7 separate regions of the Mus musculus genome follow, and all the other regions are linked to region 2. The links are chromatin loops, found by intact Hi-C in ENCODE. Cell type or tissue: heart. All regions are shown on one strand. Region 1 overlaps Pebp4 (phosphatidylethanolamine binding protein 4). Region 2 overlaps Pebp4 (phosphatidylethanolamine binding protein 4). Region 3 overlaps Pebp4 (phosphatidylethanolamine binding protein 4). Region 4 overlaps Bin3 (bridging integrator 3). Region 5 has its middle 4.8 kb from the start of Gm33524. Region 6 has its middle 3.6 kb from the start of Bin3. Region 7 overlaps Pebp4 (phosphatidylethanolamine binding protein 4).

Region 1 (4,000 bases), 150 kb before region 2:
TTCTTTGCCCGGGGTTTCTCTGAGCAATATCAGTAAAAGGGGCTGGACCAACAACCCCCTTTACATCTGAGGCTCCACGATGCTGAGGCGCCTGTTTGCAGGCCACCCATTTTGGAGCTCGTTTTATTTGCTTTGTGTGTTACTTTTCAACCCACCCCCTCAGTTGCCAAGGAAACAGTGATGCATCCCAGGGTGGGGCCTGAGCTGGTCAATAGAGTCTTCTGAGGCCACATTCAGGGAGGAGGGCCCAGGGCAGGTGTTGGTGCTAAGGAAGAAGTGGAGCATTCTGGGATGAGGGGTGGCAGTGGTGGGCTGAACAGCTGCCTTCAGATCCCGGCCATACGCAGTCTCTAGAGACTCGTATCCTTCACCACGACACCAGCAGATACAAGGCGAATATAGGGCAGTTCTGCCTTGTGAGGCTTTCCCAGGTCCAAAGCCTCTGTAGAGGAGGCTGGGAGAATAAGATATCTTGTCATGGACGCTTGGGAGGGGGCATGAGCTAGTGCTTAACTCAGGCAGATCCTTCTCTGTGACAGGTGTTCTCTGTATCTCTGAGAGGAACTTCTTGGCTTCCTACCTTTATCTCACCACCTGCATAGATACCAGGATCCTTGGACCTCCTGGGAGTATGTTTGTCTCCCTGCCTTGGGCCTCCTTGAACACAATTGTCAACCCCCTTTCTCTAGGACCATCCTTCCTTTAGTATTCTAACAACTCAGGCTGGGAAAATAGCTGGATCCTCAGGGGTTTCGTTCATAGATGCATACATTGATGTGCTGATGGTATTTGGAAGTGATGGTATTTGGCCTGGATGAGGCCATGGCCAGATGGTGTTAATGGTAAGAAGGTGAGGAGAGATGCGGGTGTACAACATTATGTTTGGGTCTTTCTCATAGCTCTGGCTTGTATAAAGATATTCTCAATTCTGTCCTTAACCTAAGGCTGTTCTTCTACCTGGTGAGATGACAAAAGAAACCTCCCCAGGGTACCTGGAACCTCTTTTCCAAGATCCTCTTCTCTGGGCTGTGTGGGTACCCTCTGTGGTCTTGCCAACAGTTGGGGGAAAAATCACACTTTGACATTGTGCCAATCTCGTCCCCGCTACAGAGTCCCCTCATCCATGCCGTGCCTGCCTGCACGCTGCCATCCCCACCAGCACCCAGCCTCAAAAACCTATGAGTTATTTTTGATTCATCTGTCTCCTTTATCACCCTTATCTAGTCGCTTATCAAATTCCGTCAGTTCTTCCTTCAAAATGTCTCTAGCATATGTCCCTTCCTTCCTTAAAAATAAATTTAATTGTTTTTCTTTGTATAGAGGAGAAATATGTTCAGTGTGAAATGTTTAGAAAATACAGTACCCGTAACCAAAGAAGACGATAAATAATAAATAAATGAGAAAGAAAGAAAAAAAAGGAAATGAAAATCACCAACACATCTCTTGCTATGATGGCTAACTAACTATTCCTATTGTCTGGCTATATGCCAAGTCCCCTGTCCCTGCTAATATGTCCGTACCCTTCAACCTTGTTTTTCCTCCCATTGTTACCCATTTCTACCCCCACCCTCCCTTCAAGGTCTCAAGCTCTCCTTCCTTACCCTCCCACCCTCTCCTGCTCTGGTCAGTAGAAGCTCCTTGATCGCATCTTCAAAACTTCCCGTCCCTAACCCACTGAATTCAGAAGAGCTGAGAGTCCACAGAATTCAAGTGTCCCACCCCGGGGAAGGGGGTGGGAGGCTCACAGCTTGGCAAGCCTACAGCCAGTTCCTTCATGGGAATTAGAAGGAGGCTCGCCTCTCTTAGGGTAGAAGTTCATGCTATGTTTGAATGTATCCCCCAAAGTCCATAGAGGAAAGACTTTATCATTGATGTGCTGATGGTATTTGGAAGCGATGCTATTTGGCCTGGATGAGGCCATGGGCAGACGGTGTTAGTGGTAAGAAGGTGAAGAGAAGACACGGGTGTGCATGCTCGCCCTGCTTCCCACCGTGTGCCGCTCACACGCTGGCCAGATGCCAGGACCATGCTCGTAGGCTTCTCAGCCTTCAGAACCACGACTGTGCTCACATCCCTGTTACTGCTCCCCTACCGTTTTTGTATGTGTGTATGCGTGTTCATGTGCAGGTAGGTGCACACACATGTGCAGAGAGGTTAGAGGATACCTTGCATGGTTGTCCCTCAGGAATGTCATCTACTTTTTGAGTTAGGGATTCTCACTTGACCTGGGGTTCACTAATGGCCACCAAGTCCCAAAGATCCTCTTGTCTCTATTTCTCCGGTGCTAGGATTACAGTGTGCATTAGGTGCCTGGATGTTTTAAAATGTGGATTCTGGGGATTGATCTCCGGTCCCTATGCTTACCCAGCATCCACCTGACTGGCTGGACCATCTCTTCAGTCCTAAGCCCCTGTTCTTTGTAAGTCACTCATTTCTTAGGTATTCTATTATAGTGGTAGACATCAAGGATGGGTGACGTGGTAGGCGGAGAACAAACTTCTTCCTCATGAGAGCAGTGAACGACTCTAGGAGGTGGCCTAGGTCAAATGTCCTCTGCCACACGGTTGGCAAAGCCTAACTTACCAGCCTCAGCTTCTGACTTCCCGGCACTTATCGTCTATACGTGACCCTGCTTCTCAAAAAACATGTGATCTACCCGTTCCTAGGCTCCTGCTGCAGCTCTATCCTTCTCCAGCATCTTCCTCCTCATTACTCTTCAGTACCCACTTCTGTGACTCAGGGTCAGCCCTCAAATGCCTATACAGTCCAAACAGTTTCCCTGAATGCACCAGTGGGCAGGAAGGATGGAACTCTGTGGTGAGGACCTGGGTCTACCAGATCTCCCTCTCTCCTATGGAAACAACCTCACAACTTTGCAGTGTTGCTTGCCAGAGATGCTCCTCAGTTATGACTGGACATAACCCAGACTCAACAGATGGCTGTCGGTGCATTTTATCCACCTAAATAACGGCACGCCACATATTAAAACACATCACACTTTAAAGTGTTAGTTGTCTCCTCTTGTGTTTGTGGGACTGACTGGAAGCTGAGGCTCTTCCCAGAGCTACTGGTTTCATAGTGTGTCTATTGTTAGCCTGGGAGGAGATCAAAATTCCAAATTCCAAGTCTGGATGGGGGTGATGGCCAAAGCTGTGATCCCTGCTTTTGGGAGGGTCAGGTAGGAGAATCTCCAGGACTTTAAGGCCAGTCTTGGCTATGAAGTGAGTTCCTGACCAACTTGGGCACATTACAAGATTGCATCTCAAAACAAAACAAACCCATCAACCCCATACCTGGTGTCTACTGAATCATGTTCGTATCGGCCTAAGGTTGAAAACGTTCAAGTTGAACCATTGTCAACTCGAGACTGTTACTCAATCCTTTAAAGGCCTAGTCCAGGTAGAATGAAGCTATCCATCTCTCCACCAACTTGTTTCTCCTGTAAAGAGTTCTGGTCCTCTGCAACATTTTTTCATGGTCAACTCCACTGTTCAAGAAGGACCACGCCCACCTTGGCAGGCCAGGCTACCTGATGCAGTGGTGAAGGTTCCTGCTTATTTATCCACTTGACAAGGACACATTGAATGTCCTTTGAAGACTTCACAGCCCTTGGCTTTGGCCAAGAACGTTCTGGAGTAGGTTACTTATACTCTCCAACTGTCACTTCCTGACCTGTGGGATGGGAGTAAGGCAGCTCTCTGCCCACTCGCTTGCACTTTCTAGAGTCACATCTGTGAAAGCGCAAACCCTGTGACCCTCTGGAAAGTACTGTTAGCCTCTGTTCAAGGTATGCCAGTCTCACAGAGGTAGTGGCTGGCCCCTTGACAGTCCTGAGGATGGACCGGGCTTTTGATAAAATATTTGTATTGATAGAATGCATTCCTAGCACTATGTCTACCTCCTTCGATGGAGGATTTAAAGACTCCAACACGACCAGGCACAGTGAAATAACAACATAATGACATTGGCAGTGACACGTAGCCCTGACAGAGCTCCTATT
Region 2 (4,000 bases):
TACTGACGGGAAAAGAAGGAAGAGAGGATCTGGGGGAGGCACTGGGAGAGAAAGAAGAAAAACTGCCCAGGTTTACGAAAGAAAGAAAGAAAGAAAGAAAGAAAGAAAGAAAGAAAGAAAGAAAGAAAGAAAGAGAGAGAGAAAGAGAGAGGGGGGAAGGGGGGAGGGAGGGAGGGAGGGAGGAAGGAAGGAAGGAAGGAAGGAAGGAAGGAAGGAAGGAAAAGGAAAGGAGAAGGAAAGAAAGAAAGTCAATCTTCACCAAATCACATCCATTCAACCAATCTGTATTAAGAGCCTGCTGTGTGGCAGAGATTGTTCTCCATCTGAGGGTACAGCATTGGGTTAAACAGATGAAGAGCCCTGCTCTCCCAGAGCATACAGTCTAGTTGTGGGGTCGTGGTAGCAGCAGAAAGACAAACTAGCAAACCCCAGAATTCTTGACGGACATTCATGTAGGCTGGAAGGTTGTGAATAGGATGAGAAACGGGGAAGGGGATAAGTGGACTCTACGAGGCCTCCCTGAGGAGGCGACCTTCAGGCAACCATCTAAAAGGGAGAGAGCCATTCGAAGAAGGTTGGAGAGGGTGGGGGTGTCAGAAGGTAGAGGTGGCTCTCTGGTGCAAAGGACCCCAGGAATACTGGGAAACCAGGTAAGTTAGGTGGGCAAAGTGCAGAGGAGCTGAGAGTAGAGAGGATGTGAGGAACAGGTCAGATGCCAGGGCATCTATCTGGCAGGCACTGGTAGCGACTGGGCACTTACTCAGGAAACTGAGGGGAAGCCTGACAAACTTTGGGCAAAGGCTTGGACTCATCTGACCCGCAGACTTAAGGGCGCCCTCTGATGGCCGAATTGAGAACAGGCTGAGCCTTGGGGACAAACAGTGGTGCTTGGTGGTAACTAGGTGAGAGGCTAGGTCCAGAGAGTGGTAGCCGCTGCCAAAGTAGGGACCCTGAGGAAAGGAGAGATAGCCAGCTTCTAGACCTTTCCATGGGGCTCTGGTAGCACAGTGGGAGAGACAGAGACACCCCTCCACTCCCCCAGTCCTGGGTTAAAACTGAGGATAAAACAGGTTTGGTAAGGGGTAAGGCGGGGACTGGATGCTTGATATGAAGGGCCCACAGGACATCTCAGTGGTCATATGAGTTGAGACAACTGGTATGTGGATAAGGCCACCCAAGAAAAAGAGGGACAACTAAGGAGAGGACAGAGAAATGAATGAGAGAGAGAGGATGGATCCTGGAAGCTACCTGTGTCTAGCAGGAGGGAGTCACCCACTGGGGAAAACAGTCCAGATGGGGCAGAGAAAGAATTCCACAGAGGACTGCCCTCTGGGTCCTAGCCTTGAAAGGGGGTACTCTTGGGACTCTAAGGGAGAACAGGGAATCTTAGAGGGCCAGGGAGTTTGCACAAGGTGGCAGAGCTCCAAGCAATGACACCAAGGTTTACATCTTCCGAGAGTCCCTGGTTTCTTATTCTCTAGGCTCAGATTCTAACTAAACCTCGGTAAACTGAGGCAGGCAGCTTTCACAGCTCCCAGTTTGCACTTAGGAAACCGCGAGCACTGTTTCAAAATCTTTGTGATCTGGGGTCGGCAGTGGGAGGTACCCTCGATGTTCTTCCCATCAGCAGTTTCCCCCGGGCTAATCATGAGTGAGGGGCGAACTGGGGACATTGAAAATGGAAAGCATTCGGCGGCTAGCTCTTTGCACTGTCGTAACAGAGGTGCAGTTTCACTCTGGACTGGTGAAAAGATAGACGCAGCGGGGCTTGGGACCTCAAGCGTCACACCAGAGCCACACGTTGGATTCTCTGTGCCTTCTTCATTCATGGATCCCGCTCCACCAACTAGGAGAAGCCTGTGTGTTCCTGCCCTGGTGGCCCCAGCCAAGCTTCCGGGCTTTGCGTTGTTTCGGGCACGATGACGGTCACCTCGCGCCCCCTGGTGGTAACTCTTTCAGTTACAGCCTCGGAGCGAACAGAAGGCCTCTGTTTACACAAGCAGGCTAGGGAACTGGAACCCCGAAGCACCTTCAGCACCTTCTCCTCCTTTGCCACATCCCACCCACACCGTCCTTTTGGGAGTCTGGGGGCCTTCATTCCCCTGAGCACGCATGGCCCAGTCCCTCTACATTCCCATAGCGGTAGAAAGAACACAGGCCTAGATACCCAAATGTCACTCTGCCCCTGCAGACCCAAAAAAGCAGCAAAGAATTGCAGGGTTCTCCACCTGTACGTATTGCAGGCCACCCGCACCACACCTGGCCTGCTCCACGCCCACCTGTCCCTTGGTTAAGACACGTGACATTTCTGGAATCGTCCTAGCCCGTACGCAAAGGGAAGTGATTGTTTCCTGTTCTGGCTTCTTCCCTGAACATGGGAAGCCATTTATTTGGGCACCTAGGCCTGTATTCTTTTCATTACTATGGGAAGGAACTGGGCCATGCAGGCTCAAGAAAGTAGTGTGGGATGTGGGGGCGAGGGAGGCACTCTTAGAGCAGGAGGTGGCAGTTGGGCCATGTGGAGCACCCTCCAGGTGGCCCTCTCCTCACCAGGAAGTGGCAACACTGGACATGAGCTTAGTTCTGGACCCTCTTAGTCTAGCTGAAACCTCTTCCGGTGCCTTGGTCTCCTAGAATCTACTCCTAATGCGCTCAGCACAGAGCCTGGCCCATGGAGGAGGGCCAGAAGATGTTTTCACATGACCGTCGGGGAACGGAAAGATAAGTGGAACAGAGAATGGCTTAGAAGCCAGGGTCTCAGAGCTTTGACCTCCATGTCACATGAAAGTAATGTCTCCCAGCTTGTGGTGAGACTTGGATAAGGCCTGGAGGCAGCAAAACCACGGGTATAAGGCTGTAGGTCAAGGTGTGCCCCTCCAACAGGCTCTGACATAGTTCAGGCTGACCTTGAACTCACGTAACTAAAGATGACTTGGAACTCATCCTTCTGCCTCCATCTCCTGAGTACTGGGATTATAAGTACACCAGCATGCTTGGTTTTATTCAGGGCTGGGGATCAGGCCCAGGGTTTTGTGTACGCTAGGCAAGAAATCTACCAACTGAGTTACACCCCCGGCCCACAGCCCACACTTGTCTTCTCTGGAAGGATCTGGGGAGACTCCCTCTGCCTCTCTAGGCCTCGAATTCCCTGCCATAGACAGAGCCCCACACCTGTCCCGCCTGTCTACGGGGACTGATGTGAGATAAGAAATGTGAAATTACAGCATGGCGGAGAACACACAGCAATGACTGTCATAACAGGGAAAGTGCTTTGAAAAATGGTGACGCTTACCCTGTTATTACCGAGGGACAAAGCTCCCAGTGGCCTGCACTCTGCTCCGTATCGCAGCATGGATCTCACCTCACCAGAGCTACCTGTGATTGTTTCTTCCCCAGGCATATAGACATCTCTACCCTGGATACATTTATATTAGAGAAACGGGAAAGAAAAAAAAGAGAGAGAGAGGATGTTGAAGTTGGTGCCAGGGGCAGAAGTGGGTGGTCCTCTGTTCACATCAAAGTCTTGGATAGAAATGTCCATTTAAAGGAAAAGCAATTCATGGGGGAAAAGCTGAGCCCAGGGCAGTTGGCCATTGGCTGGAGGAAGATATCAGGGGAGTTCAGATGACTGATGGCTGCAGAGGCGCTGCCAATCTGAAAAGGTTACATGGCAAATGATTCCAGCTACGTTACACTCTGGAACCAGCAAATTGGAAAGAGTGAAAGGATCGGCAGTTGCCAGGCATGTTAGGGGGAGGAGGGCTAAGCAGGGAGTATACAAAGTGTCCTTGTGGGCACTGAGCTTACCCTGTCTGGTTACTCTGTAACAGTGGCTACGTGTCATCACGGGGCCACAAAACCATAGCATGGTGGGTACAACACCAGCTCTAGGTGACATAGATGGATAGTGACAGCTGGGGGGAGGGGGACAGGGGGACATGGGGCAAGGGGACAGGGAGACAGGGGGGTCCTTTTGATTTTCTACTTTGCAGTATTGCAA
Region 3 (4,000 bases), 160 kb before region 2:
GTTCAGGAAAGATTCGGACTTGCTGGAGTCTCCTAGGCCATTGCTCTTCCTGGGGGCCTGGGGAGGGCAGGAACCAAGGCCTCTCGGCTACACTGTGCGAGTGGCCACTTGACGGCTTTTGGATTGGGAAGAAGAAAATCTGGACTAGACTTTCCCACCCTGGCGTGGGAAGTGTGAGGGGCTGGAGCAGGGAGGCAGGAAGTGAGCACAGATGGACAGGCCTGGACAGCTGTGCAGGGAACAGAGCACATCTGTCTGGGAGTGAGTTTGGCAGGGCCCCTCCTACAGCCTCTCTGCTGAGTGTGGGCTGGGTTTGGGTCCCAGATGGGGAAAATGATGGGAGAAAAAAAGGCCAAGAGAGAGGCTGGGGCTGGAAGCTGGGGAGTGTGTGTGTGTGTGTGTGTGTGTGTGTGTGTGTGTGTTCAGATGGAAACTAAGAACGTTGCTAAGCAATGGAGAGAGGGTAGAGACAAGGGGCAAAGCCGAAGTTCGTTGAATGAATAAATGGTTTCGTGGCCTAAACTAGCATGAAATTTCCTCTAATTAGCTTCAGGTTCTGCCAGGAAGCTTATCCCAAATAGACACCTGGGAGAGATCTTCGAGAGATAGAAGCAGGATCAGACTTCTCCTGGGGAATTTACCCTCAGGCTTAGGGGGTAAGTTAGCCTTTTTTGCTAAGTTCTCAGGAGCAGGGCAGAGAGGAAAGGCTCATTGTTCTAGAAACTGTAGCTACTGACTTGTCCTCACGGCCATCTGTGTGGCCTCCATGGGGTGATTGTCCGTTCTTCTGTTCAAAACTGTTGCCTGTCTGGTTTGGAGCTGGAGAGGCATGTAGTCAGACAGACCTCAGCCGGCTTGGTAGCTGAGAGATTACCCTGCATCTATCTTCTGCCACCTTCTCTGGTTTCCACTGTGTGAATAAAACTGGGCTGGGGCCACTCTTGCTGGGCACCCACATTTTCTTTGAGCCTCTGCATTCTCATCTGTACAATGGGAGGCTAGACTAGCGGACCCCCCAAGACCCCTCCAAACTCTTCCATCTTGGAATCTGGTAGGGTGGTGGTGGGAACGCAGCCTTTGAAGGTTGTTACTGTCTCCTGTGTGGTTGGGCTGGGCACTCTGCCTTCACCCAGGCTTGAGAAAAAAGGAGGAAGACTCAAGAGGTGCTGACGTCACTTGCTGAGTGCTCAACTCATCCTCCACTTGTGTAATGGTGACTCCTCTTTCTGGACTGATGGAGCTTAGTCCTGTGTGGGGTCAGGAGGTCAGTGTGATTCCTACAGTTTCTCAGACTCTTGCTTCGGTTTCTCAGTTGTCTGGTGAGTGCAACAGAAGCACCAATAGGAAGTCAGGCAGAGCTGAAGTCCCTAGGACTTGGGGTTAAACAGGACACTCATATCCCCGTTCTGATATCACCACAGTCATCACCTTCATCATCACCCATTATTCATATTGTTAAACACATATTGTTCTTTATGCAGCCTTGTGCAGGAGGTGAGCAAAGCTACAGGAAGATCCCAGTCATACACACTGGTCCCATCCTAGGCATCACTTAGAAACCAATGAACTTGACCTCTACCTAGAGGCCAGATCTCACTCATGACAGGACACGGAGCCAGAGGCGCGAGCCTGTGTTTGCCAGGTTTGCTCTTTCCAGAAGATAAGCATCTGGATTCCAAGCAGCTGTTGTTGCTGCACAGGTGTGCCCTCCAGTGCCCCCCTACCTCTGCAGTCCCTCCACAGGGGTACAGCAAACGGTGCTGGCTCAGCGCCGATTGGTATTCATTTTTGTAACAATGAATCATGACACATTTGGCAGGGGAAGGGGGCCTGGAATAACTCAGGGGCCCAGGAGTTTCTGGCAACTGAGAAATCTCTACCTCCTTGTTTGGGGCATCTTCCAGGCTAACACCTAGAGCCTGAGAGCCAGCAGGTTGCAAGACTAGCGTGGGATTGCTTTGGAAACAGGGTGGCAAGCTGCAGGCAGGAGGTGAGCTGCGGGCGCCTCCTTCTGGCCCCGTGGGGCTGGAGCAGGCCTGGGGAGGGTTCCTGCCTAAACCTTAGCCCCTGGGCTCTGGTATGTGACCCTCCCTGGCCCTGAGCCCCTTCATGGCCAGAGGGAAAGAGTAGAGCCCCGGCTCTGGAGAGTCTTTTGGAGGACAGAGAGAGAGAGAGAGAGAGAGAGAGAGAGAGAGAGAGAGACTGTTATGTAATCGGTTTACCTCCTCATCAAAACCGGTGACTAATTCAGACAGTCTCTGCCAGATTGGCTCTGCAGCCTTGTTGTTAGCTTCAGAGGGCTCAGCCAGTCGCTGACGGGTCCTCACACCCTCTGCTGGATAGATTTCCTCTCCACTGGTCTCAGCTCCCCAAATGTAAACTCTGCCCGGAAGTCACCTAGATCTGGGTAGTTAGGGAGGCGAGCATCCAGCCCCACTCCCACTGTGTGTTTCCCTGCATCTATAAAGGAGGCCACAGAACAAGAGTTCGCCTATCTGTCTGGAGACCCGTCTGCCTGACAGCTCACTGAGGTCTGTCATCTGTTCTTGAGTGACAGTGACCAAGAAAAGCAGGCGTCCAGGCTGAGAGCTTTGACTTGCAAAGGTTGAGAGTGTTGGGCTCAGAACTCAGTGGCCAAGTCTCACCGTGACTCAGGGTGGAAGGGCCACCCCAAGGCTTCTGACCTTGGACTCCTGGCTGTGTACGTTTCAGGCTTCCTGGATGATGCCAGGGACCTATGCACACCGCTGTTGTTCTAGGGACCTATGCTTACCGCTGTTGTTCTTTCTTTTCTTGGTCCAAAGCAGACGTGTGGAGCACTCAGCCCTCTTTCTACCCCAGAAGGCTGTGCTTCAGAAAACAGCAGCACGTGTTGGCTTATATGAGGAGACAGCTCACGGAGAGATACGGCAAGTTATTCTCTGTGACAGTCCCAGGGTACTGGCCACAGCAAGTATGCCCACTGTATGCCAGGGCTCATTTTGTTTACTCCTTTACCGAAGAATCATCCGGGGCTTGGGTTAGTCTCATTTTATAGGTGAGAGAGCCGAGCCCGAAAGAGATCGTGTGGTCTCCCGAAGCTGTTAAGCACCCACCGGAGCTAGGACTTGATCTCACATCTCAGAGCCCCCCCCCCCCCCCCCCCCCGCTCTGTCGTGACACACCACTTCCCTGTGGCATTCCCAGGACTGGTTCTGAGGCCCTTGAGACATTCCCAGTCCCAGCAACTTTGCAGCAATGGCCCTGCCAACTCCAGAAGATAATGCAGCCTTGTGCTAGTCCTTCGACTTCCTTCCGTTGGGCGGCTCATAGACATGACCTCATTCGCTCTCCCAGATCCCTTAAGACCTGGGAGTGGTGGAGATTCTGACTTCTGATTCCCAGGGAATCAAAGGCCGGCACAGAGAGGCACAGAGACCCGCCCTCAGTCACACAGCTAGTCAGGACTGAAGTTGGTCTTTTCTGTCCTTTAGTACAGTCACTTAGCTTGATGGTTAGGAATCAAAATCACCCCCCCCCAGATCTTGAATATTGGGGGAGGGGTGCTCCTCCTGGTGTGTGTGGTGGGGGGAGGGAATGATTCAGAGGCTGAAACAACTCCAGGAGAGTTGGAGTGGTGTTGGAAAGGGAAATCTGAGATGCACAGAAATTCAAGTGTTATGGAAAGCAGGGGTAGCCTTGGAACCTGCCTGCCCGCCTGCTTCCCTCCCTGGAGGCTCTGGGGTGGGGGGTCAGAGCAGTCTGGTGTGATGGGCAAAAGCTGGCCTTTGGGTCAGCAGACCCTGGTAGGGTGACCTCTCGGTTACTCATCTGTCCCTGCTTTTTCACACAGAGTGGGAATGCTAACTCACAAAGGAGACTGTGTGAACTGTTTCATCCTTAACCAGAAAGCCCGCACAGAGGGACACAGCTGCTGTCCCCCTACCCCTCCCGCCTCTCCCCCAGTCTATTTCCTCTGCTAGACACCGTGTGTGTGTGTGTGTGTGTGTGTGTGTGTGAG
Region 4 (4,000 bases), 270 kb before region 2:
CTTCAAGTTCCACAGGAAGCCCAGGCCCTTCCAAAGGCTCCTGTTGGCCAGACACTATAGCACACTCTGGACGGTTCTGGAAGTAAAAAGGCCCCAGGGTTTTTCTACATTGCTTATCAGCACTGGACACAGGGAAGCAGCAGCCTGTGAGGCTCCTAGTATCAGGCTTAAGGACATGGAGACATTTAAGTCAGAGAACTGGCAAGGTACAATAGTGGCCACCTGTCTCCAACTGCCTGGCCATTGGGAGGTCCATGAATCCATGCCCGCTAGGAGCAAAGCCTATAGAGATGTCACCTGTGTCCCAAAGAGTCTAAGGACTCCTGAGGGACAGGGGCTCAGTCATCAGCCACGATGGAGAGGGCTCGGAGTTCACTTAGTTTGGTCTCATTTTCCCGCTCTCGCTGCTCATCTGAGTGGCCTGGCTGGTCAAGCTGCTGGGTCAGGTCTCCAAAGATCTTATGCATTTCTGAGTAGTATATAACCTGGGTAGGAGACAAGAGTTGTTGGCAGGAACTGGACTCCAGTTCTACACAGCACTCAGTCAGCAAAGCAGGTGAGAGGCACAAGCAGGGCCTGGCTCTGGGTCTGTGGGTTGCTCTGGCTGAAGGCGGTGGGGTGTGTCTCTCACTTGTTCCATCACTGCCTCTTAGACCTCACCCTATCTATCTATCCCTCAGCAGTCTAGGGGTAGGGAACCACAGCTGGGGCTTTTGGAAATATATACCACAGAGAAAGGTTTGTCAAGACCAAAATAGCTAGATTGGGCAGGGAGACTACATTTGAGGGTGCCAGAGGGCAGTATGTGGGCAAGGGCAGGCCTGGGGCTTACTGCTGTTTCTAAGCAAGGAGAGGAGCCAGGGGCTTTTGGTCATGGAAGAAGAACCCAGCAGACATTGGCTCCCCAAGTCTTGAGAGCTGGCCCTAGAAGTCCAGTTAAGGGAGGTGTCAGCTCCCCAGATCCCACCCCTTCCCAGTTTTGCTAGTTATCACATCTAGGTTAAGTTGCCTGGAAGAAAAGCAGCACTGATGTGGTGAGAGTGACTGGGTGAGAGGTGGGAGGCAGGTCCAAGAGTGGAGGGGTTTCTCTATGTGATAGATGGCGACTTTTCCACAGAGGCTAGAGGCCATTTCTGCCTCAGCTTCCACTTCCTGATGTGACATCACATCTCATCAAAGTGTCCCCATTCTTCAAGCACCTCAACTTTGAGATGTCTCTAGGATTCTCCTTCCATCTAAGAAACCAGACGATGGGGACTGGGAGGGTGGCTGTGCAGCAAGGGCCAGTGGGACATGGTATCCTAGGAAGTCTCTTTAGAATCCCCAGCTAAGTTGTAGCGGGCCAGGTACCCCCGCCCCCAATCCCTGCCTAAGACACAATGCCTGTTGAGTCATCTGGAATGCGCACTTCTCTAGTGACTAATAGCAGCAGCAGCCGGGTGAGAAGGAGGCTGGCACAGGGAGAGGTGGTAAACAACCCTGGCTACCCTGCTGCTTGGTTACGGGGTACCCCATAGCCTGGGCACCCTGCAGCTTCCTCTAAGGATCTGGGGGTGGGGATGGTGTATGCAGCTCACTAGAAGCAGAGGCAGGTGTCAGCAAAAGAGAGCAGGCCAAGATCTCCTGTAAATCCAGGCCTCATCCAAACAGAGGGTGCAGCAGCTGGAAGGCAGCCCTCACCTGCAGGGACTACAGGAGAGCATCCTCCCGCTTCTGTTGTCTGTCTCACTCCCTAGAGAGCACCGGACTGAAAACGTGTCACTAGCAAGTCCAGGCTCCAGTCCAAACCTTGCCTGGGCTTCTTGATGGGCATTCTACGCCATGGCTTTGGGTATCATTCCAAATGAAGGCTGGGAAGTGGGAATCAGGCTTTACCATGGCCCCTGTGGCTAGGAAAGCAACAGGGAATGATGATGTCCACTGGAGGGCAGCAGAGGTGCAGCTAAGACAAGAAGCAGGGCAGGCAGAATTTGTGGACAAGAAGCCTTAGCTTGGTGGCCAGAGAGTGTTGGAGTCCAGAGATGGAAGCCAATACCCGCGATCAGTGAGGAGGTCTGTGTGCAGAAGCCCTGCTCCTGGCTCCAGTACCACTGCCTCTCCCACCTTGCCAGTGGTGAGAACAAGCCTGAAGATGAACAGCGAGAGGAGGGCAGGAGCCTGCTGCATGCCATCCCAATTGGACCCAGCAGCAGGAGACACTGGGCTCCGACTGGGTTTTACCCTCTTTCTGGCTGCCACCCCCATACTGGTCTGCACTCCCATTTGTTCTCCACGAGGGGGCACTTCATATCTAGTGGCCAGCATTTCAGAGCCTATTCAGGACCCCTCCCTAGGAAACTGAAAGTTAAGACTCCTGTGGTCTCTGGCTAATGGAACTCTCCTATTGGGCTCACAAGCAGTCACTACTGGCCTCTCAAAGGATCTGCTCAGTCAAAGTGGTAGCTAAAGATGCAATCAGGGCTTTTCTTGCTTGCTTAATTAAGCAAGGGAGGAAGAACTCAAGGGGCGAAGAGTTAAACAAAAAGGAACCCTGTCTATCATAGGGTTGGGACTGAGTGGATTGCCAATGGAGGATACCCAACAGAAGTTCCAGTACAGTATCAGTGCCAGGCACCAGGGCTGACTAGGACAACACATGAACTTTCATAGAGCCTGGTGCAGGGAGGTGTTGCTGTCTGTGCAGAGCATGGCTATGTCTAACGGGAACTGGGTTCCTACAAAGATGATTCCCCAAGGGAAAAGCCTTGTCTCACCTGTGCCCGGATCAGGGACTCAAAGCTGGGTTGGAAATAGTCAAGTCGGCTGCCATAGAACCGCGGCATCTCATCCAGGAGTTGTTTATTCTTGGCCTCAAAGTCTTCCCGCACAGGACGTAGCTCTTCTCGGGCCTGGGGAACAAGACCTTGGAGTCAGGGCTGTCACTGAAGGGGGCAGGGTGGGTGGAAATAGCTAGTATCCTGGTTCCGCAGGTCCTGAAAGGAGGACCCCGTGGCAATGGTTGTTCCATTTAGCCTATTGCGTCTCCCCTGTACCTGGTGGAGCTTGGCCAGCACGGGGCCAGTCTTCTCCTTTTCCTCGTACTTCTCCACCTTGGCCTGCAGCCTCCCGTAGTCCTGCAAGGCCTGCTCCCGCCGCTTCACCGCCATGTTGAGGCTTGGGAATATGCTGCTGAACCTGTTGGGCACAGCCTGGTTGGAAACAGGCTTCTCATGTGGGGGTGTGTCCCAGTCACTACGTACTCAAACACATGTGCGACACACCTACTATGTGCCAGTCTCATAAGGCTCTGAGGCTTTGGGGCTTGTACAGGTGGGATGGCGTGGGGCACAGACAGTACTGAGAGCTCTCCCCAGACCCAGATGTTAGGCTGTGATTGCCGGTGCTCCCTGTCCTGCTGCGGAGCCTCAGCACGAGGTCAGCAGGGCTGGAATCCGACTGTATACACTAAAGACCAAATCAAACCAAACCAACAGGGGAAGGCAGGGCCACAGCCAGGGAGTGATGGTCTGGAAAGGGCTATGAGTATCCATGTTTGTCAACACCTTCTCTACTATGTCACAGTGCCACTGGCAGGAGACAAAAAAGAAAGATCCTGGCTAAGGGTTCCTTTACACCGTGAGGAAACACAAAGGGAATGGTTCTCCCATTAAAAGAACAAATGGAAAAAGCACGCTTTAGAAAGATGGTCCCAGCCGCTCCTACCTAACACAACTGAAAAGGAGTATGGTGTGACTACTCAGACGACTGGCCACGCAGAGCAGGCTGTGTTTGAAAAGTTTTGGCATTTGTGTGTAACCATCATCAAGGCTACCTTTCCCCCATGAAAGGCCATCCTATCTTGGACAGGCGCAGGGAAGAGCCACTTTTGAGGTGGGGGGCAGGCAAGAGTAAATGTTCTTCTTGACACAGATGAGGGGTGGAGGTGAGGTAACTCTACAAGCAGGTCTCTTGGGAGTGAGAAAATGGGGCAACTTCCTTGACTACAAAGCCATGAGGACGT
Region 5 (4,000 bases), 210 kb before region 2:
GTCTGGCAGGTACTTTATCAATTGAGCCATCTTTCCAGCTGGACACACTTTCCTTCTAAACTCTAGTGGTCTAAATTAAAATAAATGTATTCTAACCATGTAGAAACAGGATATTTGGATCACACTTTAAGTAATTTCAGAGTGGCTGATAACCAAAGGGAGAAACATTTTGTTACAAAGTACCACTTGCTGGGGGCGTGGGAGTAGCTGTCAAATTTGCAAGTTGTTGATCCTACAGAGCTCTCCCAAGACCTGAGTGAGTCCATAGAACTAATAAATCGCCATGAGTAATCCAGAGGACGAGCATTCAGGACTGAGCTGGAAAGGAGGGAAGGGAGATATTAAAAGTCAGAATTGAGAAAAGTGTGCATTGTGGGTAAATGTCAACCACTAGCCAGGGCCTGGGAATAAAGAGTTCAGATTTCCTTGGTAAAACTACTTGTGTATGGCTTTGGCCATGATTAGTCTTGTTTGTGGGCATTAAGAGAGTTGGACAACACGTTTCTGTTCATTTCGGCTCCAAGTTTTGTCAGCTTGTGGGTTTCTAACTGAATTTCTAAGGATGGAGGTTAGTTGGGGGGGTGGGGGGGGTGGAATGACTGAACCAGGCCTCTTTCTCAGCTCTCTGGGTTTCTGACTGTGGCAAGCAGGTTTGGGAAGAATGTGTTGAAGATCTTAGTTACAGTTAAGAGATTCTAGAGGAAGGGGCTGAGTTCCTTGGCAAGGGTGGTGTGTGTGTTGGGATGACTGAGTCAGGGGATGAGGGGTTGTAATGGGAACTTTGCTGTCTTAGCTCTGGGGCTCATAAAAGGTAAACCGAGTCATGTGCTCTAGGGGCCTGCCACCCCCTTGGGACCCACTGTGGGGTAACCCCTTCTCAAGAGGGATGGTGTCTGCAGAGAGGACTCTCAGGGGATGGTGCTTTTTGGAAAGAGGAACTTCACGATTAGAAATGAAGCAGAAAAGGTGTGAGAGTATGTGGGGGGAGGGGCCGTGGAGAAGGCAGTTGAGAAGAATGAGTTAGAAGAGAAAGTGGGAGGGACCCGTGTGTAAGTTCTGATCTCCGTGGTTTGCTGGGTTGCTTTTGAGCAACAGGCTTTATTCATAAGGCAGGTACTAACTCCTTTCCTTCACCCTCATAAGAAACACTCTAGGTTCTAGAGTGGGTCATGGGCTTTGAACCCTTGTCTCAGTCCCAAACTGTTAGCCCCTTTGTCTCATCCACCCCAGAGAGGATGGTGAAGCATGCCGTCGACATTTTTTTTTTTTTTTTTTGCTGCTGTGTGCATCTAGTCAGACTGCATTCAGGGAAGCCGTTAATGACTTCAGAGTTCTGAGCTCTGGCTCTTGGCGTTAGTGTTCTACTCAGTGAACAGCTCAGGAGGGGCTGCCTGCCTCTGTAGGACTGGCTGAAATAAATACTGGGGAGTAGAGGGCTTGAGATAGGGTCTCACTGGGTAGCCTAAGTTGGGCTTGAACTCTTAATCCCCCCCTCAGCTTACTGAGTACTGTGGTTACAAGTGTGAGCTCACAGCTGCCTGTAGCGCCATCCATCCTTTTACCCATACCAACCACCTCATCAGAGACTCCACAAATTTTTGTTCAAGATGGAATATGCTAAATACTCTACTGGTTCTAATTTTGAAGGAGGGGTGCTAATTACTAGTGTGAAACCAGGAAAGGAGGAGTATGAGAATGGGGGGGGGGGGCCCAGAAGCAGCACAGCAGGGAACCACTTTATGATCCCAGGTTGGGGGCAGGGGTGCGGCAGGAGTCACCCAACACCAATCTCAAGAGGTAATAACCCCGTTAATTGGGAGGTAATGATCCTTGGCATTTTCATCTTCAAAGCCAGGAACAAACTGTAATTAATGCTCCCACCACCCGGGGGCAGGGTGGAGTGTAGGGAACCTTGAACTACTGCTATTCAGGGAAACCGAGGCACTGGCAGAAAAGTCTTTAGGAAAAAGGATTGGAGCCAAGCACAGCTGGGATCTTTGGGGAGCTTGGAACACATCAGAGCATTGCCCTCTCCAAAACCTGACACCCTGGAGAGACTTGCGGGGGGGGGGGGGGGCGGTAGGGAGCCGAAAATCAATCGGAGGATGGGAGAACCTGAAGACCTATACAGGCCTCTCCACAGGTGGTAGCAGGGTAACTGGGTTTGCTGGTAGCCCAGCCTCAGGAGATCCTGCTCACACTGTGCCTAGTGTCTCATAGCAGGGACTAGGATGCTCCACAAGTGGGCCTGCAGCTCCCCCCGCCCCCCTCCCCCAGCGTGCTGCCTTCTCTGTAGAGTGCAGAGCAAGAGGATGCAGGAGCCCTTTGCGCCCAGAGGCAGGCGGACTCCCAGCACCTTCAGAAGACTGACTCATCGGGCGACTCTGAAATGCCTCCCGGTTTCTTCATCTCAGTCTGGCTGCCCCAAGCCCGGAGGGAGTTTTTCATTAGCGTGATTATCCTGCTGTTGTTAAAAGCTGGTAAATCTCACCCAGGGACCGAGGCTGGGAGCTGCTTCTGAACTGCAATCCGAGTTCATAGGTCCTCAGCTATGGGCCACAGGCGCCAACTCCCTCTCTCCTGTTCATCAAACCCAGAAGTCTGGGTACCAGAGGCAAGACCCATAGGCTTTATATGGTCTCAGGGACTTGTCGTGTCCGTGTCCGTTGTAGTCGTGGTGTTGTGTAGTGTCCGTGGTATCTGGCCCCCCACCCCGTGCGGACCGCTCCACCAGCAGGGCATTCAGCCAGGTTCTGTATATCACTCTCTAAAGGATAGGGTGGGGCTTCACGGCTTTACACCATAGTCAGCATCCTTCTTGGAGGGAATGTTGTAGAGATGCCTTGCCCCCTCCCTTTCTTACTCCATCTCCACACACTTATGCAATCCTTTGATAAAAGTGCCTCCTTCAACGAGTGCAGAAGTGTAACTTCTGATTTTGTGTAGATTACCATTGCACCCCTAATCTTCCTGGCCCCCCCCCTCAATCCCCATCCACTTGGCACCAGCATCTGGTGTCTAGTAGGCCTTTGCTGTGTTTGAATGAGTAAGTCTTCGGGGAGTCATAGAACTGTTTAATGACCTCTTGTCCCACTATTCCCTCCCTAGCCCAGCATCTGGAGGTTATTCCTAAGTGCCCACTGCAGGGGCCACACACTTGGATAAGGCATTCATGAAAGTAGCTCAGGTCTTTGCAGTGGGGGAAATGAAGGTCCCATGAGGTTTCAGGGTGGGCAGGGAGAGTAAACAAATATAGATGATTTGGTGGTAAGGAGTATGGGTTAAAAATAAATTAGGAAGGAGGAGGTGCAGAGTGGTCTATCTTGGCAGCGACTCTATGACCCCTTGCGTTTTGGAGATATGACTTGGTCCACTGGCTTGCCTATCAAAGTGCTAGATTCTAGTACATGGATCAGAGTTTTAGTCCAGTTATGTTCTGGCTCATTAGATGCTCTGAAAAATTCCACATGACCAGGATCTTGGTTTTGTTTTGTTGAAATCTCACGGGGGCTAGTGAGATGGCTCGTCAGGCCCAGATGTTGCTAAACCCAACAACGTAAGTTTGATCCAAGTGAACTGACACTGAAAGTTGTCCTCTGGCTCCATGCTTGTGCCACAGCACATGTCCATCTGTGTGCGCGCGCACACACATACACAAATACATACATGTGCACACTCACACACACACAAATCACACAGAAGCACATTAGGGATGGTCAGACTCTGAAAGCAATTGCCACTTGTTCCCTGTCCCAGGAATCAACCCCTCTTCTTCTGGATTAGCTTCTCGCTCTCCTACTAGATGGCCTGAGGGGGAAAACCTCTGACACTGTTGTGGCAGGGTCAATTTCACGGTCCTAGTCCCTCTTAGGCTGGCAGGGGTGGGGGTGGGGGGATATAACAGGGCAGCAGATCACTGGTGATGGTGGCTTTGGATGCCCTAATCCCAAATCTTGGGATCTGTTGGACTTTGGGAGGTGCAGGGGGAAGGAGAATGTGG
Region 6 (4,000 bases), 240 kb before region 2:
CTCAGTCAATTTCCAAGTGCACTGTTATATTAGTTCTCAACCTCCCTAGAGCTTCAACCCTTTAATATAGTTCCTCACGTTTTGGTGACCCCCAACCATAAAATTATCTTTGTTGCTATTTCAAAACTGTAATTTTGCTACTGTTATGAATTGTAATGTGAATGTCTGATGTGCAGGACCTGTAAACGGGTCATGACCCATCATAGCTTGAGAACCACTGATCTAGAGGCTCTTGGGAAATGGGACAGAGAAGAAAGACCTTGGAACAGAGAGGCAAGCCCAGAGAAACGAGCAGGTCTGAGCAATTGTTGATGTCTGAGGGTGAAGCTAAATCTGAATCTTCAGGGAGAGCTGAGGCCTAACTGGGGCTGTTTGTTTATTGCCCACCTCAGACTTTAACATAATCAGCAGGGTCTTCTAGGATACTGGGGAGAATGCTGGCTTCCTAGGGTTTGCCTGGGAAGTGTCTGGAGGTCTCTGAGGTTAACATAGCCTTCCTTCCTTTCAGCAAGTAGGGCCTTAGGTTTAGGGTTGTGTATACCTTGAAGCTTCTCTCTGTGAACTTCCCTGTGAGGTAGCATGCACACATCTAGCATACATGGTCTGCAGGACTGGAAGCTATATCTTGCCTTTCTATAACCAAAGGGCAGTACAATGCAGGCTGATCATGCCTCTTTGGGGATGGAAAGGAACAGGGTCAGTTTAGAAGTAGAGGCTGGGAGTTGGAAGGGCTTCAGGTAGAGGTGATGCTCCCGACTGCAAGCCTAGTTAGTAATCATTGCTTCTTCCCCAGATGGCAGATGGCAGGGGTCTATTTGATGAACAAAGCTATTGAAGAACTGATCTACTGTTCCCCTGACCTCTTCCCCAGAGTCTTTAACTCAGAAACTTATGCACAAATGCTCCCCATGGGGCCTTGTCTCAGAATATGTTACATCTTGCTTTGTCCCAGGCTTTCCCATATGAAGTTTAGGGCTGGCTAACTCTTTCAGGAAGCCCTGAGAGGCTCCTGAAATAGACCAAGATCCAGACTTTCAATGTTCTCCATGGATTCCTCGTCTTGCTTCACCATGCTTTTCACTTGCTTAGAAGGGTACCACTAAATCAGGGTTCCCTGAGAATTCAAGAGCCAAGGGCATGGAATGGCAAGCAAAGGTGGCAGAAGACAAAGGTGTCAGAGTAAAAATTTATGGAGGATGGGAGGCCCACATTGACTACTTAAAAGTCAGAGTGAAGGGTCATATCTGAAACCAGGCTGACAAACAACAATATGGACTAGGAATACCCACTAGGCCTTGACTCTGCTTCCAAGGGGTTGAGAGCTACTACTTTCTTCCAATGGGCTTTATCTTCCTTGACCACAATGTAAAGACTCCAGTCTAAATCAGGTTTGACAAATGAGTGTCACACCATATGCCAATTTTGATTGTTTATTATTAGCTGCCTTGAATACTATATTGAGGATTCTGGAGACTCACTCTGTGAGTCTGGTGAAGACATACAGTGATGGATTAGTAATGTCTGCTATGAATGAGCAAAGGGGTTAAGATGGTATGTGTGCTGTCTTATTTTGTTATTTTGACAAATAGTTAATAATCAACTATGCAAGCCATGCCATATATTATTCTAGGTGACCAATATATAACAATGCTGTGAGGTAGGTGATGCTGTCACTGTTGTCATCTTACAGGTATGAAGCACAGCCATGGAGTGATGAAGGAGAATTCCAACCTGGGCATCCTAGCTCTTTTTCTGCTTCTTTAACCACTTGAGCATATCACCTCTCCTTAATGAGTTCCAAAGTTCTTACCACCTCTGACTGTCTTTAGCTCTGTCAAGGTACAGTGGGCTCCCAGACTTGCATTTGGAGCCAGAAGGAGTGTCAGTACTGAAGGGCGAGCCCATTACCAAAGCCCCTAACCAAGAGCACTTTAATATGCTTCCTGCCCTTTGGCAAGCTGGCACCAGCAGATGGCAGCACCTGGTAGGGTGAGAGCAAAGGGCACCTCCTGACTCAGCCTGGAAGACCTTCAGGGAGCCCATAATCCAGATGTCAAGGGAAGCCAGGGCAAACAAGGGTGCAGAGGAAGTTTAGCCAGGGTATCAAGGAGTAGGGCTTCAGACTTTAGATCTGCAGGAAGCCCCCCCTCCTCCAGCCAATGCTTTGATTCCACCCAGCAGTGGGAGCCTCTCAGCTTGCATTTCATGGTGCTTTGCTGTGGGCTCCCCCCCCCCTTCCTCCACTCTGGAAGAATGACTAAGTTTAAGGACTAAAAAAAAAGTGTTTTGATTACACTGCCTTTTCACCAACTGGGAGCATTAGTCACCCCGGATTGCTGCAGATAACGGGGAAGGCGAGCAGCGTCCCCCTCCTCCCCCTCCTTCTCTCCAATTAGCTCACAGGCCCAGGGAAGAGATGAGTGAGTGAGTGAGAGAGAGGAAAGAGAGAGGGAGGGGGGAGGGGGAGGGGAGGAGAGAGAGAGACAGAGAGAGAGAGAGAGAGAGAGAGAGAGAGAGAGAGAGAGAGATCAGGAGCAAAACAATCGCTTCTGGATGATCCCCAGGCACTGGGGTGAGAGGTGCCAGATGAAAGCAGGGGAGACCCCTGAGGTAGGGCTCAACCCACAGCTGTAGGTTCTCACTGTACACAGCTATCTCAAGGGTATTAAGCCATGGCCAGCTGGCCCTGAGAGGCCTACTTCCCCAGGTAGGTCCAGTGTATACTGGGAATGGAAGCTGGAGGTAAACCAATAAAGACAGGACTTCTGAGGTGGGGACCCTGGTGGGAATGCTGTTAAGGTGACACACAGTAAGACTAACTGTTCCTGGATGGGGCTCTGAGGCCTTCATCCAGAGCTGGAATTTGCTGTTGGAAGAGGCAGCACTCACACACTATTCTCTGGACCAGCAGCAACCCCCCACCCCCACCCCCCAAGAGCAGTATCTACTGTGTTTGGCTGATTTTACCTGAACTTTTTTCTGCTCCTGCCTTGTTGCTGAGAAGCTATAGGGCTAGGACATTCTCCTGCTCTGGCCTATTGGTCCAGGGGAGCAGCTTTGGGCCTTGTGGTAAGGGCTGACTTTGGGAATCCTGGCCTCTTGGCGTAGATTTGTAGCCCATCCCTCCCATTCGGAAAGAAGTGGCTTTGAGTGGCCTTTCACATAGTAGGGCCATGGACACTTGTGTGAAGAATTTTAAACACTTGGCTACACACCATTTTAAATGCTAAAAATACTGGAAAAGGCAGAAACAGGGCGTTTATTCAACTTCCCCCAGGAGCAGGGTTTCGGTTACACAGTCATTGCAAAGACGGATTCGGTTTTGGACGGTTAACATCCACAAGCGTTAGGTATCCTCTGGCCTCCAGAACTTACAAGGCACTGCTTTGGAATGAATAGGGTTGAAAGAGACAGAAGCAGGTTTTCTTAGAACAGTTATTCTCAACCTTTCTAAAGCTGTGACCATTTTATATAGTTCCTCATGTTCCAGTGACCACCACCGCGCCCCCAAGCCATAAAATTATCTTTGCTGCTACTTTATAACTGTAGTTTTGCTACTGTTATGTTTATTACTATTATATTATGTAAATATCTGATATGTAAGATACCTGATATGTGACCCCTGTGAAAGGGTTGTTTGACCTGCAGGGGTCACGACCTACAGGTGGAGAACCACTGTGTTACCAGGCAGTGTCTAGGAATCTCTCCTGGTTTTGCTTTTCCGAGTGTCTTTAGTCTGGTATATGAAAGCTTTGCACCCTTGCTGAGCCTTCTACAGTTCCCAATAACCATAATTACCATTGGGGAGTCTTGGTAGCAGCAGGCAACCAAGTCATTCTCTATATATTAGATAATATACCATGCATAGTGGTTCAGCAATGCGTTTCTTCTATTCCCTTTTTATAAAGATGGGGGAAACTGAGATTAAATTGATTATCTAAGGCTATAGACTTGACCATGAGGACATGCACTGACTAAATTACCTTGGGTTACAAAAGAA
Region 7 (4,000 bases), 120 kb before region 2:
AATTGGGTGCTAAATTGTGCGGCACAGCTTGCGCTAAGTGGGAGGCGGTAGGTGGGGGGGGGGGGGCGTGGGGGCGGGGCAGGTCCTAGAGTCCCAAAGAAAGCACCTGAACAAGAGGATGTTGAATGACTTCAAAAGAGCAGTTTTCAGAGAGATCGGGTGCAGGGTAGATTGGTCATGATTTTTATCTCCTGTATTTTGTGTTGATGCTTTGATAACCCGAGGAGTGCTTGTTCTGGAACAATGTCCCTTCCAAGGCTGCCTACTTCCTAGAGACTGCCTGCAAGCACACCAGTCATGAACACACTAACCAGCCCCTAGCCCATCTCTTCCATCCCTTCCTTTCCCTCATCCTCTCATACCTAGCCAACATTCCCTGCCCCACGCCACCCTTGGGCAGGTACCAGGCGGCCGGGACAGACTCCGGTCACCCCAGAGCCCACTGATATTGTGCCAGCTCATCAGGGCTAAGCTTGCTAGGGCTTGCTTGCCCCCACTCTGCTCTTTTCCTGCAGAAACCACAGCGAAGGCTTCAGGCCACACACTCTTCTGCAGCCTCTGCTTCCTGACACACCCCGGGACTTCCCCATGTGACTCTGTGTGGCACAGCTTGGCAGGTCTCCTTCTCTTGAAACTGAGTAATAAAAACTTCTCTCAGTGGAATTGATCTTTCCACGCCATGCCTATAAATTATGACCTGGATGCCCTTGAAAGGAAGGAAGTGGGGGCGGGGGCGGTACTGGAGAAATGGCTCAGGTGTTAAGAGCACTGACTATTCTTCCTGAGGTTCTGAGTTAAATTCCCAGCAACCACATGGTGGCTCACAACCATCTGTAATGGGATCCTATGCCCTCTTCTGGTGTGTCTGAGGACAGCTACAGTGTACTCACATACATAAAATAAATAAAAATCTTGTAAAAAAAAAAAAAGGAAGGAAGGAGGGAAGGAGGGAGAGAGGAGGAAAGAAGGAAGAAGGAGGGAAGGAAGGAAGAAAGGAAGGGAGGAAGGAAGAAAGGAAGGAAGGAAGGAAGGCAGGCAGGCAGGCAGGCAGGCAGGCAGGCTAGTACTACTTCTAGGGGCCACTGTTACAGAGGAAGGAGAAGCTTTGCCTGGGAGATAATCTAGGGTGATATTCTGCTCTTTGCTTTGTGGCCAGGGCCTCTGTATTAGCTCTTCTCTGAGTGGCCCGTGGAATATTCCCATTTTGTCTATTGCCAAGTTGAGTCTGGGGCTCGAGTCAGCTCGCAGCTTCTCTCTGTGAGTGGCCCTTTCAGCCAAGCCTTCAACTGTGTTGTTTTCATGTTACTAAGCAGCTCTGAAGCCAAATGGAGCAGATGATTCCAGAGCTGTAGATGAGAGGATTGGGAAAGAGATGTATCTGTCCTTAAAGTTGCATCCCTTGCCTGGGGCCAAGCGAAACTCTCAAGTGCCCGGTTTTGATTTCTAAATGGAGAAGAGGTGAGAGCTGAGCTGCCTGCGGTGAATTTCCCCTTTCATCTCCATTAGTCAGGCCCAAATGATGGGTCCCTTCGCACCTGGGGTGACTTAGCAAACCACCCACTAACCTCCAGTGACCTACCAAACATGAGCCGGAGGCGGCTTCTCTCGTTTCAGCAATGTTGGGGCACCAAAGACTAACTGCTAGGACCCTTTCCTTCATTGTGGTCCACACTACACTTATAGGTTGTGTGACCTGGGGTTCTCAGTGTCTTCATGGGTATGACCAAATGAGTCCGGGGCATCTACTAGTTCTGGAGAAGAGCCAATCTGTGGTGACAACTTTGTCTCAGTTTCAAGGCACGTGTTAGAGCTCTGCGTGTGTGCATGCCTTTCTCTCTCTCTCTCTCTCTCTCTCTCTCTCTCTCTCTCTCTGTGTGTGTGTGTGTGTGTGTGTGTGTGTGTGTAGAGTTTAGCGTAGGGTGTCTTCCTTTACTCTCCACCTCATCTTTTGAGACAGGGTTTCTCACTGAACCTGGGACTTCCCAATGAGATAGACAAACAAGCTTTTTTGTTAGTCTGCCTCCTTGTATTCAACTCAGGCTGCGCACACAAACATTTGATCCACTGACCCATACATATATCCCCAGCCCTGGGGCTCTTGGCCCTTTGCATCAAGAGAGGAGAAGATTTCCTTGCAGAGCATGTGGTCTCTGCTAACCGGTCTCCCTGATAAAAAGCACCCTGGACTGCTGAGGATGTACAGCGTGGTGTCGGAGTCCCTGAGACAACACTTGGGTTTATACTGGGGAGGGGAGTCAGACTGGGGCAGGTGGCATGCTAGCCGGGAGTAGTGGAGTGTCCTGTCCAAGGAGGGGCTGCAGAGGGCAGCAGATGTGTGTCTTGGAACCAACGCTCTCTGCTCAGGGATCCCTGAGCGAGAAGAGCCTATTTCCAAACACTAAGCTGAATGTATAGCTCCTTTCTCTCTGCACATCCCAAGCCAACCTGACTTCAAAGCCCCACGCAACCTTACCTCTTCTAGGCCTACCTGAATACCACAGCTTCTCTGAGGACCAGGCTCTCTGTCCTGATCTTTCCTCTAGCCACACACCCCCTCCTCCCACCCCTGCCTCCAAAGCACAGAATGGGGCAGACATCCCAGGCAAGTCCGTTGACTGATGAAACCATATTGAGGAAATATTAATGTGGGAAAGGCCCCCGTTTCCTCTCCGGAAAGGAGGCAGGTCACGGTGGGGAGTGCTGAGGACACACATTCCATGTGACCTTCGGTGATCTCATGGGAGCCTGGCTTCAGCCCTTCGAGGTGCCTGGTGAATCTGCCCTTCACAGATGAGGGCTCACTGAGGGACATAAGCAGTCAGTCATGAACTCAAGCCTACTAGATGCCCGTATTCCTGTTCGTGCCACTGAACTAAACTGTCACCTAGGGAAGAAAAGGGCCCTTCTTCCTGGCTGTGCTCTCCAGAAACACCTGTTTCTAATGGGCACAGGCCAGGGGACACAAAGCAGGGTCTACACAAAAGAAGGAGAGAAGGAAGAGGGTCATGGCTGGAGCTCAGGGCACCTGCAGCCTTACGGCCACTTTTTATGGCAGAGGGAGGGGGACTGGGGAGGATGCTTGTTTCTTAGGGAAAGGGGGTGGGGCAGGACCTGATCTTACCTCCTCCCTGAAGCAGCTTTGCACAGCACATATAGATGGGCACCCACCAGGCGCGGCCAGCGCACACACATGCACACATATGCAACACATGCCTCCCTACCCGGAGCAACACGGCTTCCCAGCCACCTCGACCCTCCCCCCACCAAACCCCTTCTCCCTCCTACCCTATATGTGCAATCTTGTGAAAACTCCACCACTCTTAAGGTTAATAAGGCTCATTTGCTTAAGATAGCACCTGTTTCTATGGTGACTCCTGCCACCCAGAATCTGTTCATCAACGGAGACAAGAGAACAGTGACTTCCACCCTCTTTGAAAGGAAAGTGCTGGTTCTTATTGAAAGGCTTGATAGGCCAGCAGCCCATAGAGCTCTGAGCATTTGTCCTTCCACCCCGGGGGGGGGGGGGAGTCCATCGCATGCCCCTCCCCACCATTCCGAAGATCTACTGATTCCTCCCTAGGAATACTGAGGAGCTCTGGACTGGCCTCCTCCTTCTCCTCTTCATCTTCTCCCCGCCTTCCTCCCCGTCATCCTCTTTCTCCCTCCCCCCCTTCATCCTCTTCTTCATCTTCTTCCTTCCTCACACCCCCTCCTCTCTGAGAAACAAAAACCCTAGTGAATGAGGGCCCTGAACTCGGGGCCGCTTGTTCTTCATTCTCTGACCGCCACACTGGCTCCATTGGGGGTTATTTTGGTGGGGAGGTGGAAGGGGGGGCAGGCTAACTGGTGAGTCCCTAGTGTGCTCCTGAGTCTGTCTCTTCAGCCTCAATGTCACAACCTAAGCCTCTCACCTTAGCAAGTGTGGATTCCTGTAGCTGCCTCCAAAATGTACCTCCTGGCTGGGACCTTATCCATCCCTGATGTAGCCAGGATGCTGCTG

Evidence for each region. A loop is a pair of places that touch in the nucleus more often than their neighbours do. Peaks named below come from ENCODE experiments on the same cell type or tissue, not always from the same donor. Only the 100,000 strongest peaks of a DNase experiment are listed, where the experiment ranks them.
Region 1: it touches region 2 in a loop (2.1-fold over the local background); 10 of 42 quality-filtered maps call a loop at or near these places.
Region 3: a loop joins it to region 2, with 4 times the contacts of the local background. A loop is called at or near these places in 12 of 42 quality-filtered maps.
Region 4: a loop joins it to region 2, with 7 times the contacts of the local background. A loop is called at or near these places in 40 of 42 quality-filtered maps.
Region 5: it touches region 2 in a loop (4-fold over the local background); 9 of 42 quality-filtered maps call a loop at or near these places.
Region 6: a loop joins it to region 2, with 9 times the contacts of the local background. A loop is called at or near these places in 21 of 42 quality-filtered maps.
Region 7: it touches region 2 in a loop (2.3-fold over the local background); 4 of 42 quality-filtered maps call a loop at or near these places.

The regions. Positions count from the first base shown.
Region 1 is chr14:70,005,511-70,009,510 of GRCm38, reverse strand. The region is part of intron 4 of Pebp4 (phosphatidylethanolamine binding protein 4); the gene reads right to left. All of the region lies in intron 3 of Gm33524 (a long non-coding RNA gene), which reads left to right. Among named protein-coding and RNA genes, the nearest start is that of Gm41198, 12 kb to the right of the region's middle. In heart, no CTCF peak of the experiment used is centred here; a DNase peak (open chromatin) is centred at 1,660.
Region 2 is chr14:69,859,523-69,863,522 of GRCm38, reverse strand. All of the region lies in intron 3 of Pebp4 (phosphatidylethanolamine binding protein 4), which reads right to left. Among named protein-coding and RNA genes, the nearest start is that of Pebp4, 21 kb to the right of the region's middle. In heart, CTCF peaks have their summits at 841 (motif pointing left) and 1,949 (motif pointing left); DNase peaks (open chromatin) are centred at 782 and 1,932; H3K4me3 peaks cover 736 bases; H3K27ac peaks cover 989 bases; H3K27me3 peaks cover 135 bases.
Region 3 is chr14:70,019,646-70,023,645 of GRCm38, reverse strand. The region is part of intron 4 of Pebp4 (phosphatidylethanolamine binding protein 4); the gene reads right to left. The region is part of intron 3 of Gm33524 (a long non-coding RNA gene); the gene reads left to right. Among named protein-coding and RNA genes, the nearest start is that of Gm41198, 26 kb to the right of the region's middle. In heart, a CTCF peak has its summit at 2,011 (motif pointing left); DNase peaks (open chromatin) are centred at 235, 2,145, 2,275, 3,285 and 2 weaker places; H3K27ac peaks cover 2,742 bases.
Region 4 is chr14:70,133,624-70,137,623 of GRCm38, reverse strand. Bin3 (bridging integrator 3) reads right to left here. Exons shown (of 9, transcript NM_021328.4): 7 at 3,033-3,174; 8 at 2,754-2,888; 9 at 1-485. The coding sequence ends at 339. Among named protein-coding and RNA genes, the nearest start is that of Ccar2, 18 kb to the left of the region's middle. In heart, a CTCF peak has its summit at 1,926 (motif pointing right); DNase peaks (open chromatin) are centred at 1,478 and 2,033; H3K27ac peaks cover 310 bases.
Region 5 is chr14:70,066,405-70,070,404 of GRCm38, reverse strand. No RefSeq gene overlaps it. Among named protein-coding and RNA genes, the nearest start is that of Gm33524, 4.8 kb to the right of the region's middle. In heart, a CTCF peak has its summit at 1,885 (motif pointing right); DNase peaks (open chromatin) are centred at 904, 2,514, 2,684 and 3,674; H3K27ac peaks cover 365 bases; H3K27me3 peaks cover 2,465 bases.
Region 6 is chr14:70,094,529-70,098,528 of GRCm38, reverse strand. No RefSeq gene overlaps it. Among named protein-coding and RNA genes, the nearest start is that of Bin3, 3.6 kb to the left of the region's middle. In heart, a CTCF peak has its summit at 1,969 (motif pointing right); DNase peaks (open chromatin) are centred at 2,018 and 2,298; H3K27ac peaks cover 320 bases.
Region 7 is chr14:69,975,699-69,979,698 of GRCm38, reverse strand. All of the region lies in intron 4 of Pebp4 (phosphatidylethanolamine binding protein 4), which reads right to left. The region is part of intron 1 of Gm41198 (a long non-coding RNA gene); the gene reads left to right. Among named protein-coding and RNA genes, the nearest start is that of Gm41198, 18 kb to the left of the region's middle. In heart, no CTCF peak of the experiment used is centred here; no DNase peak of the experiment used is centred here; H3K27me3 peaks cover 510 bases.